2 separate regions of the Mus musculus genome follow, and region 2 is linked to region 1. A link is a loop called in an ENCODE intact Hi-C map of the cell type or tissue named here. Cell type or tissue: left cerebral cortex. All regions are shown on one strand. Each heading gives the region's core, and the rest is flanking DNA. Links, peaks and the distances in the headings are about the cores only.

Region 1 (5,345 bases), core at 74-5,073:
CACTACTGTATGAGGTTAATTTAACATGGGATGTGCTAAGGGCTGGGTGCCATTGTTTTATCTCATCCTCATGGCAAAGCTATAGGAGAAAATATTAATATCCCTATTCTGTGGATGAGAAAACTGAGGACAAGAGATGTTCAAGATCCTGTCAGTAGCAAGTGATGAAATAAGCAAGACTTCAGAGCACACATTGAGAAGTCATGCCACTTTACTGATGACTGGTGACAGAGGACTGTGGAGTTGTGGAGAGATGAACCAAAGCCTGCTCGCTGAGTCACCACTACTTCCTGTGGCCTTACCTCTCCCAGGCAGGGCCATTTGTTCACTGCTCTCATGGAACATCATGTCTGCTATGCTATCTATCATTTGCTGCCCTCTCATATCTTACCGTCCTTCGTCCTTCAGGAGGCCTTCCAATGACCTCCCTGAAGTTCCCTTGTAGGGTGGGTGGCTCCCTCCCTTTCTTTAGCTCCATATTACCTCTGTATCTCTACTTGCCTTCCTACTCTGAATTATACTCTTGCCCGGGCTCCTTGAGGAGAGGCAGTAGTCTGAGTTAGTGCATACAGGGTTAACAATAACTTACAGAACAGGCACTAAATCAACTGATGGATCTTTGATGTGGCTATACTCAATCTTTAGATGATGCGTCGAATCTGCTCAGCTGAAGGACAGGAAACCCCTAAGAATAGGGACCAAACCCTTCACTTATTTTATACTTGCAAGATGCTTTAGCCCTGGGTCAGGCACAGAGTCCAGTCAAACAGAGGGCCACTAGCACTCCACTCAGGTACAGCTGCTCTCCTGCTAAAGCTGTAAAGGTGCAGCTTGTATCAACAGTGGGAACCTGGCTACTAAGCAAGTGGACAGAAACAACTCATCTTTAATCAACAGAATAATGGAGTTAATGACCAATAATAACTAGTGCAGCTTATAAGCACAATTTCTGAAATTGGTTCAGATCCCATGCAATTGGAAAACCAAATCACAATCCTATCATAAAACCTGAGTCTAAGTCGGGTGTGGTGGCGCACGCCTTTAATCCCAGCACTTGGGAGGCAGAGACAGGCAAATTTCTGAGTTCAAGGCTAGCCTGGTCTACAAAGTGAGTTCCAGGACAGCCAGGGCTACACAGAGAAACCCTGTCTCGAAAAAAACAAAAACAAAAACAACAACAACAAAAAAACCCCTGAGTCTATCAATGCTTTCATTTTATTTCCCCTCTTTCATGAGGAATATATACTCTAAAAATCATTATCACAAACTCTAATGTCTCATGTTATAAAAAATTAGATATTTTTATTTTAGACATTTATCATCTGTCACAGTTACTGATCTGGTCCAACTAATAGGCTTATAATAGGAATATACCTCACATGTTCTAACTCCTGTCCCACACCCAGAAAGCAAAGATAGAATCAGAATGTCAACAGTCATTACACTTTCTGTAAACTTTCAGGAACAAGATAACATAAACATGAAATGCTACCTTTCTTCATTTACAAATTATTTCATTCTATGCACTGGTTAATAGAGAAAAATACCAAGGCACAACATATTTTTAACAAACTGAAAGACACGAGATTAAAAGCAATGGCAATGTAAAGAAATAAAGGTGACCAAATGACCATAACCTTTCAGCATCACTGACTTAAATTAAACCTCAACACCGCAGAGTCTTTTAGGAAATATACAACAAAGGCTTGCTAAGCTTGGCAATGGCCTCTAAGTCTGAACCAGTGACCACTACTGAACAGGCAGCATTGACTTACCAGCTCCACAGATCCATAATGCTTCCTACTGAAATCCCCACGTCTACAGCCTAGGTCTTCTGAGACAGAGCTGGAACAAAAATGCTTCATCAGTATTATACATAGCGATCTGGCTACACACCTTCTGAGAAAGAAAAAAAAAAGGAAGGAAGGAAGGAAGGAAGGAAGGAAAAAAAGAAAGAAAGAAAGAAAGAAAGAAAGAAAGAAAGAAAGAAAGAAAGAAAGAGAAAAAGAAAAAGAAACGGCTGCTATGAAACAGGTTTGCAGTGCTCCGGCGCCTCACTGCAGGGGAGCATCCTTGCAACAAACACCGTCCCCAGCAGCCATTGCAGAATCAGGCTTTCATGAAGCCCTCAGTCAAAAGGAAAATGCCCAAGTCATCCCTAGAAGTACAGGTAATGACTGACTTAAATATTTAGCTCATTTGGAATCAATTGAAATTCCCAAAGCTATTGGCGGCTTGTGATTTCACTCGGTATTACCGAAGGGGATGGCAGCCCTGCAGGAACTTGAGGCAAGGGACAAAGCTGCTGAACCAGATCTTGCAATTATCCTTTGCTTAAAAGAGTAGAGTCTCTTTGTCCCAAATATGCAACATAAAAATAACCAGCATCATTTAAAGCTGTATTTTAAGGAGGAGAAAAAAATTCCCAAATCCTCATAGGCCCCCTCCCTTCCCCCAGCTTTTAATTTAAAATTTTTACATGTTAACATAGGGGGAGGTGGAGAGAGAGAGAGAGAGAGAGAGAGAGAGAGAGAGAGAGAGAGAGAGAGAGAAAGACTAGCATAAAATATAAAAATCTAACATCTGAGTATATTTAATTTTGACATGGCAACAACTAATACTTCCCACCCTCCCCTCCATCCCCACCCAAACAGGCTTAAATCAGATAAGCAAACTCACATGCCATGGTCCAAGAGCAATTAAAACAAGGATGCAAATTGCTACTGCGTTTGCACTGCATGCATAGCTCCCTTCTCCAAAGGCACATATCTAATTGGCTACTCAGTCTACCTAGGACTCTAACACAGTAGCCATGAAGCCCACAGACAGACAGCCCCCCAGTACCAACAGTTTTTGTAAGTTTGGCTTGACCATGTCATGCAAACAGCTCTAATACAACAGAAAATAAGATTCTGCAAGAATCACGTTTCACCAATTCCAACTGGTCGGACTGTCGCATGCAGAGACAGGTGCACTCGGTACCTTTTCATCCTTCCTTACAAGGTAGCTACATTTTCTAAATTACAGCCCTCCTGGCACATTCAGCAAGAGACCGACTCTGATGTTCAGCATCCACAGAGCTGACTCTCTGCCAGGACACTGTTTGATAGGCTCCAAGAAAGACAGCATGAGAGAAATGAGATTAGAGTCTAATGGTATTCTGCCTCCACCATTTCACAGAAATGGCTGAATTAATCTTATATGAGAAATTTAACCTTTTCTCGCCCTCACTCTTTTAGCTTAAAGTGTGTGGCATAGCAATGAAAACAGTCTGGAAGGGGGTGCCTAGGCTACCTTCCTGCTTGGATGGACATGATTTATACCCCTCACTCAAAATACACAAACAAAAAATCTTTAAGAGAGACTAACACAACTGTACTCTGTGGTCTATTCTAGTCTGGCCTCTCTGGTCAGAAAACACCCTTGGAGGCACTGTTGTTGTCCTGCATTTTGGTTCCGAGGTCCTTTCCTGTAAGGCTGGGTCACCAGGGGACAGCAGATGTTCTTGAGATGTGGGTCTCTGCACAGCAAAGTCCAGGCAGAACAAATGCTCTGCCCAGACTGCAGCCCCAGCTGTGGTTTCAGTTAGGACCATGATGGAATCAACCTCAGCAGCAGGTGAGACTCAACAACTCCTAACACGAAGAAAGCAGAGATAGGGGTCCTGAGCCTCTCCCTGGGCCATCTTCAGGATCACTCAAGGGGTTCTAGACATGGGGCCAGCTCCTTATCTTTGTAAACAGCAAACATGGCAAAGATGACAGCTCTCAGTCCCATTCTATGTCACCCTAGACTATCTACCTTCCCTAGATGTCTCTTAGAGGGGCAACAGCGTCCCATGAAAACAACCAAGGAAGCCACAGCTATAGAACGCCTGCTCTCTGCTACCCTTCCCTCCCTCTAATCACGTTCCACCTGCATGAGCTTGCTCATGGTAAGAACCAGGCCTAGGCACAGATCATGCACTGTAAGAGGCATCAAAGTATCTATGTCAAAAATCCCTCCCTCCCCCGGTGTCCATACAAGGGTTCCCAGTAGCAGTGGTCATCCAAAGCTCTACAAAGAACCTGCATTGTTCCACCTACTGCCTGGCCCAAGGTGGATATGCAATAAGCATGCATTCATGATGTATATACACATCAGACAGATCTTCCTACCTAGTGCCTGACAGCATTCCCTATATGTACTAGGACAGGTTGCCTGGTGCCTTTCTTGCTGATTGGTCTTTTCAGTCTCTCCATTTAAGAAGGCCTGGCCTACAAGGTAGACATTGCTGTGTGTACTAGATTCACAAACCTACTTCCTTTTCTGGACTCACTGTTGGACTACATTTGCTTTTTCTTGTGATGAGACCATGTGATCTAGCTCTGGTCAAGACAGGAAAGGACAGAAGTGGCATACACTGCTTGAAGACCCATGCCCTGGAAGAAGCAGTGTGCAGTAGCCTCCCTGGAATAGTGGGACAGGAGACTCTTAAGGCCTGCAGTAGGGAAGAACTTCAAGATAAAGAATCTAGGATTCCATGTGCCTGTATGGATGGCATCAGAAGTGGAATGAAAGGCACATTTACCAAAGTGTCTTATGTTGGGTGCTATAACCACAATCATGCACTATGTGGCCCAGATTAAGGGGACAGACAGAAATAAGAATCTAATCTTGGGGGCTAGAAAGGCAGTGATCTGCCTTACACACAGCAAAATATTTGGCAAAAGTGAGATCTACAGTAATCTAGAAGGTAGACCAGGAGGCACCACCCATAGGAAGCCTGGGCTGTATAAGCCAGCTAGCTGAGGGTCAGCCATGAGCAAGTTAGCAAGCTAGCAAGCGGCACTCCTCTATTTCTGCTTCAAGTTCCTGATCTGTTTGAGTTCCTGTATTGACTTCCCTCAACCATAGACCATCACCTGGAATTGTAAGCTGAAATAAGCCCTTTCCTCCCTTAATTTGCTTGTGGTTTTAGTGGTTTTTTTTCCCCCCTTAGCTACAGAAAGGCAAGCTAGAACAATGGATTTAAGTAAAGATAGAAGTACAGTGCTCTACCACTGAGCTATATCCCTAGCATGCAATATAACTCTATTTTGGAATAGAAAGCAGCACTTTTCTAAGTTACGGAGGCTGGTTTTGAACTTGGATCCTCCTCCCTCAGCTTCCAAAATATCTGGATAACAGGCCTATACCATTAGGCTCACCATAATAAGTAACGTTTCATGCTGAATGCCTTGGAGAGGAGAGGCTTTCTTACATAGCTGCTTTGAATGCCCCACTACAACCTAAGCAATAGGATTCATACCCAGTTCCTACCATGAGTAAGCTCTGTAGTCAGCAAGAGGTGTAATGTAACTTCT
Region 2 (5,345 bases), core at 111-5,110, 55 kb before region 1:
AAGCATTGAGGATAGCAGAGAAGATGGTGTGGTCTATCCTCTCCAATGAAGCGGCCTAGCAGTGAGACATAGGTCTTCCCAACCAAACAGAGAAGACATCTTACATACAGCTAGTCTCAGACACATGTGAGAGCCACACATGTTTTAATACACCTGAGCAGAGTCTTCCTAAAACAAGGACAAGTTCAATGCCTTCATGGTCTCCACAGCCTACGAGATTCCCATCAGCCACTTCTTCCAGTCAGACAATAGAACAGCACTTACTGTTTCATCCCTCCTGCATGTTCTCCCTGAGGGCCTCTACCTGCCAGGACTGCAGCATCACCCAGGGGCTGACCCACTGCTTGCTTACCCTTTTACTAGCATCAGAATTCCACATGCTTACTGAAAAGCCTTTCTGGCCCCTTATAACTTTGTATTTCTTTGCTGAACAATTGTCCATTTACATCAGTGACATTTATTCATGGAGATGCCTTCTCTCAATGCATAAAAGGGTGGTAAGAGTCTTATACAAGCTAAGCATAACTCTCCAAATCTCACCTGTCAAAACCTAGTAGCTGGGCCTGGGGAGATGCCTCGGCAGTTACGAGTACCTACTGCTCTTACAGAGGACCTAGGTTTGATTCCCAGCACCCACATGGTGACTCACAACATCCCTCGCTTCAGCTCCAGGGACTCACACTACTTGTTCTTATCTCTGTGTATACATCACATGTATAGATGCAGGCAAACCAAACCAAACCAAACCAAACCAAACCAAACCAAACCAAACCAAACCAAACCAAACCAAACCAAACCCAGCATCCCATATATTTTTTGTATCTAAATTCTAACAGTTTGGATTTTTTTCTCCTGAAAATGGCCAACCTCTGGGTTGGGAAAGGAGAACACTGAGGGAACAACCCAGCATGGCCAGACCATGTAGACAGCCATGGTTACCTTCAACTTCAACCTGAAAACTGCTTCTAATGCCACACAACCATCTGTCTTAGGATTTCTCTTGCTGTGATAAACCGCCACTGACCAAAGTCAACATGGGGAGGAAACGCTTCAATTATCACACTCTGCCATCTAAGGACGTCACAGCAGGAGTTAACACAGAGGCAATTTTGACAAGGCCAAAGGCACACTGAGAGAAGTCACAGGGAGAAGACATGTTAAGTACAGACCAGCCTGCAAGGTGTCTCCTTATGGTTTGAGCAGACCTCTCAGTACTGGAAGCCTGACTGCAAGCGTGGAGTAGCTAAGAGATGGGGGCCTTTAGAGGGGAGCCTGGTGTGAGGTGATAAGGTCTTGGTTGGGGTTAACATGTTTCTCATGGGAGTTCATTCTTGCTCAGTTAGGCCTGTCTGTAACCTAACCTGGGTTTCTCATGCTTCCTCTATGCCTTGTGATTTCTTCTTTGTCTGTACCACATACTAACCACCTTGAGGGTCTCACTAGAGCTCGGAATACCAGTGCTCTTGAAACAACATGACATTGAGCTACATAAACTTCTTTATAACGTTCCCAGGCTCCAGGTATTTTGTTATGACAATGCAGCATAGACGTAGAGTCTTTAAAATCATAGTTACACATGTACACTCACAGGCTCACTACTATCTCTGATCCTGTCTTGAAGATGACAGAGGCAGTACCAATAGGCTTCCTGTTTGTTTGCAGTTCACACAGACATTAAAAAGTGCCTGAATTGGTAGCTGGTAACTGAAGTGGAGCTCACGGTAACACACCTCGTCTCTAATTGTATAAAGCACTGCAGTGCTCATCCACGTTCAGTCACATGATCGTTTGTGTCCTCGGAGAGCCCGATATCACACATACCTGCTGTCTGTTCTCTTTGGAATATGGCAACATGGTGGAAACGTGAAACATGACCTCATGCCCTTGGTACACAGTATAGACTGAGTTGATCCCTGTGGTGTTATCTGTAAAACACAAGAACACAGTCAGTGGGCACAGAGTTTTACACGGGCATGTAGATGAAGGCATGCTCCCAGTACACTCTCAAAGACCTGGTTTATCAGTTGTGGGGAGCAGGAGAGGCTCGCCTGAGGTTAACTCTTTACTTCGAACGAGGCTCCTACTCGTGCTGCAGTCCCTCCCCTTCCCGTGGCCGTGGGGTAAGGGTACAGCTCACACAAGCTGTGGGGCTCAAAAAGTCAAGGTGAGGTTCTGAAGAACTGTACAGTGAGTAAAGGCGCAGGCTCTGGAGGTAGACGAACCAGCCTGAGTCCTCACTGGCTGGGTTACTCCTTTCCACTCCCCAATGCTTTATCATTCTTTTGTAATTTGATTTTTAAAGCTTTGTTACTTAGCGTTTACATGTGTGGTGAGTCTAGGGGTCTATATATAGTATCTGCTTCAATTGCTCTCTACCTTATTTTTTCTTAAAGTTTGGCTGTTTGATTTAAAGCAATATGTTAATTACATATTGTTGTGCAAGTTATTTCAAATCTTGGAGGACTGAACCAAGGACTAATACATTTTAAAAATATTTATTTTTTAAATTTTATGTGTTTGAGTGTTTTGCCTGCATGTATGTCTGTGCATCATGTGTATGCAATGCCCATGGAATCCAAAGGAGGGCATTAGATCACTTAGAACTGGAGTTATAGACAGTTGTGAGCTGCCATGTGGGTGCTGGGACTTGAACCCAGGTCTTCTGGAAGAGCAGCCAATGCTGTTAATCACCGAGCCCTCTCTCTCTCCAGCCCCTTCTATATTTGCTTGTTTATTTATTTATTTATTTGAGCTGAGTCTCTCACTGAACCTGGAGGTCACTGATTTGGCTTGAGTGGCTGTCTAGTAAGCTCCAGGAATCCTCCTGTCTCCATCTCCCCTAGTGCTGGAATTACAAGCATGTACCCCCACACCTGGCCTTTAAAAAGGGGTGCTGGAATTAACCTCCAGTCCTCATGCTTACATGTCAAGCACTTTTCCAGAGGAGCCATCTCCCCAGACCCCATGCTACTTTTGGTAAGTCATCCCATTTTTCTCTTATCCTGTTTTATAATTTGGAAATGGATGCAGGGAAGACTCAGCGAGATAGTCCTTGCAAGGTGCTTAACCTGGCAGAAGACCTGGTGATCAGAGGGCTCAGGAGATGGTACTCAGGACCCCTACAGTGAGCAGAGAGCTGACCATGGTGCTCAGGAACACATCACACACATGAAAAAGCATGTCAGGGGGAAGGTGGTAACCAAGGCCTTTCCACAGCCCTCCTCACACATGGCTGTCATGCTCTGAATCTGTGTGCACCTCTAGGAAGAAAAGCTGTTAGGTAGTCAGGCTGCCTGGACTGAAAGTCTGCCACATTTAGGCTACAAGAGCCTGTGTCACCTGCTTGACTTTCTTTGAGGTTTGACGGAAGATCAAACAAAGCGACTAACACAGAAACCCAAACTGCTGGAAATGCTCCTCAGCTAGAGCCTGAGCTTGCCATCTAGTCTCTTTCATCCACCTCGTTGCTTCCCGGGCTTTCCCTTCCAACCCAGCTCTCTACCAGCTACTTCAGGCCAGAGATCCAGGGACCCTATGAGAATCCTTCTTCCTCCCTATCTCCACTTTCTAATATCATGGAACCCTGTGCCTGAATTCTCAGTGCTGGAATTCATACACTTGTCTCCCTGCCAGCCAGCTGTTCCCTGGCCACGACAGCTGTCCCCTTACCCCCATTTAGACTGTGGGATCTGGTTCTCTAGGGGCTCCTCTGGCCTGTTCCCTCTAGATTATCTTCCCTGCAGATCTGCCCTAAGGGGACCTCAGTGACATGCAAGGGGACTTCAAACTCCCTGCAGGGCCACCTCTTCTCTTCTCTAAGTCTTCAAAAAGTAACAGTTTGAGGCCCTACTTCCTGTTCTCTGACTCCATCCCCCTGTCTACCTCTCTTCTCTAAAGCAGCTAACATCTCACATTGGCACTTGTCATTTCCACAGGGTCAGATTGTATCAGTCGTCCGCATAGTTGAGAACTATAAACTCAGACTGGGAATAGCCACTGCTTGCTTGGCTTGCTTTGTCTCTCATTCGAATTGCAACTTTCTTGGTCCCTTTGCTCCTTCCAGCCAGAAAGCCATTCTCTTAGTTTCTAGCACGCCATGTTCTTTCAGCCTCAGGGACTCCACAGATGCTCCCTGTTTGAAATTCTTTTCTCCAGACTCTCCAACTGTTCCCACTCATCACTCCCAAGTTCCCCCAGAGAAGTCTTCTGTAATCCCCAGAGTCGGCAAAGTGCCCGTGGCACTCTCTGCGCCAACTCAATCCTGTAAGCACTGATTGCCAAGCTATTTCATAACCGTCACTCACGTGACTGGCGCTTGTGCCATCCAGGGGACTATAGGCTCCTTGCAAGGCAGGGGTCATGTTGAGCCTAGCCTGGTTCTGGCATACAGATGGTGCTCATTGGTAAATGCAGCTATGGGACAATGGAGACTTGTGTTGGAAGGCAACTTTCCTGTGTGACTCTCACTGAGGCAAATTGCACTTGTGACTATGTTACCAGGCTCTATAACCTCATGAGATTCCACAACAGATGTAGTCCTTCGTTGATGGAAATGTCATTCATTTGTGTATTGGCTGATCGTGTCTCCTAGTGCTTCCTATGGGTTTCAAGGGCTGATTAGTCTTATAAAGCCAACAAATAGACTCAGTAACCTTGATCGTGTCATCCTGGGATAATCCTCAGGCTCTCCAGTTTCTGGTTCTTTCGTTTCCCTCTCTTGGGTATAAGTAACAGAATTACTTATTTTGACAAGTTACTAATTTTGACAAGGGGAATGCTTACTTTTGGTGTCCAGACCGCCACGGTAGCCTGTCCAGCCCTTTAGAGTAATGGTGTCACCGAGGAGATTTAAAAATTTTTGAAAAGCTTCACTTCCAATTTCTGCAAGAAAAGGCACAGATGTCAATCTCTGGTCCTCATTTTTTAACCATAAAGAAGTCACAGATAATGGTGCTGTTGATGTGCACAGTATCAAAGCATGAGGTCACATCACTTTTTACCCAAGGGCTATAAGGAAGTCTTGTAATTTTCAGGAACCCAAGGGAAGGCAAACAGACAGGTGAACCAGACCTTGGGCATGCAGTATTGAGGAATGAAGGGGCTATTGTTGCTCTGCCCAATGATAGACAGGGTTGTAACATGAAAGACACAAATATAGGAAGATGATACTGTCTTTATAGTAACTCAGCCAGAAGCAGCAAGGGAAGATCTTGCACTCTGTAGAACCAGATTTCCTAAACTTGTGTGTGTTCCCCACACCCCTGGCTATGTTCTCCAGTGCCCACTGCAGGGACTCGTACGCATATGACTGAAGCTGATCAAGAACCACCTTACAAAATTCCGTA

Evidence for each region. Peaks named below come from ENCODE experiments on the same cell type or tissue, not always from the same donor. Only the 100,000 strongest peaks of a DNase experiment are listed, where the experiment ranks them.
Region 2: it touches region 1 in a loop (2.1-fold over the local background); 2 of 42 quality-filtered maps call a loop at or near these places.

Annotation. Positions count from the first base shown.
Region 1 is chr2:33,084,100-33,089,444 of GRCm38, forward strand. It overlaps Garnl3 (GTPase activating RANGAP domain-like 3), which reads right to left. Exons shown (of 30, transcript NM_001355200.1): 3 at 1,776-1,845. Among named protein-coding and RNA genes, the nearest start is that of Garnl3, 44 kb to the right of the region's middle. In left cerebral cortex, for the core only: no CTCF peak of the experiment used is centred there; DNase peaks (open chromatin) are centred at 2,250 and 2,965; H3K4me3 peaks cover 3,087 bases; H3K27ac peaks cover 2,929 bases.
Region 2 is chr2:33,029,249-33,034,593 of GRCm38, forward strand. Garnl3 (GTPase activating RANGAP domain-like 3) reads right to left here. Exons shown (of 30, transcript NM_001355200.1): 11 at 4,783-4,881; 12 at 1,822-1,925. Among named protein-coding and RNA genes, the nearest start is that of Slc2a8, 50 kb to the left of the region's middle. In left cerebral cortex, for the core only: a CTCF peak has its summit at 2,586; a DNase peak (open chromatin) is centred at 4,218; H3K27ac peaks cover 2,750 bases.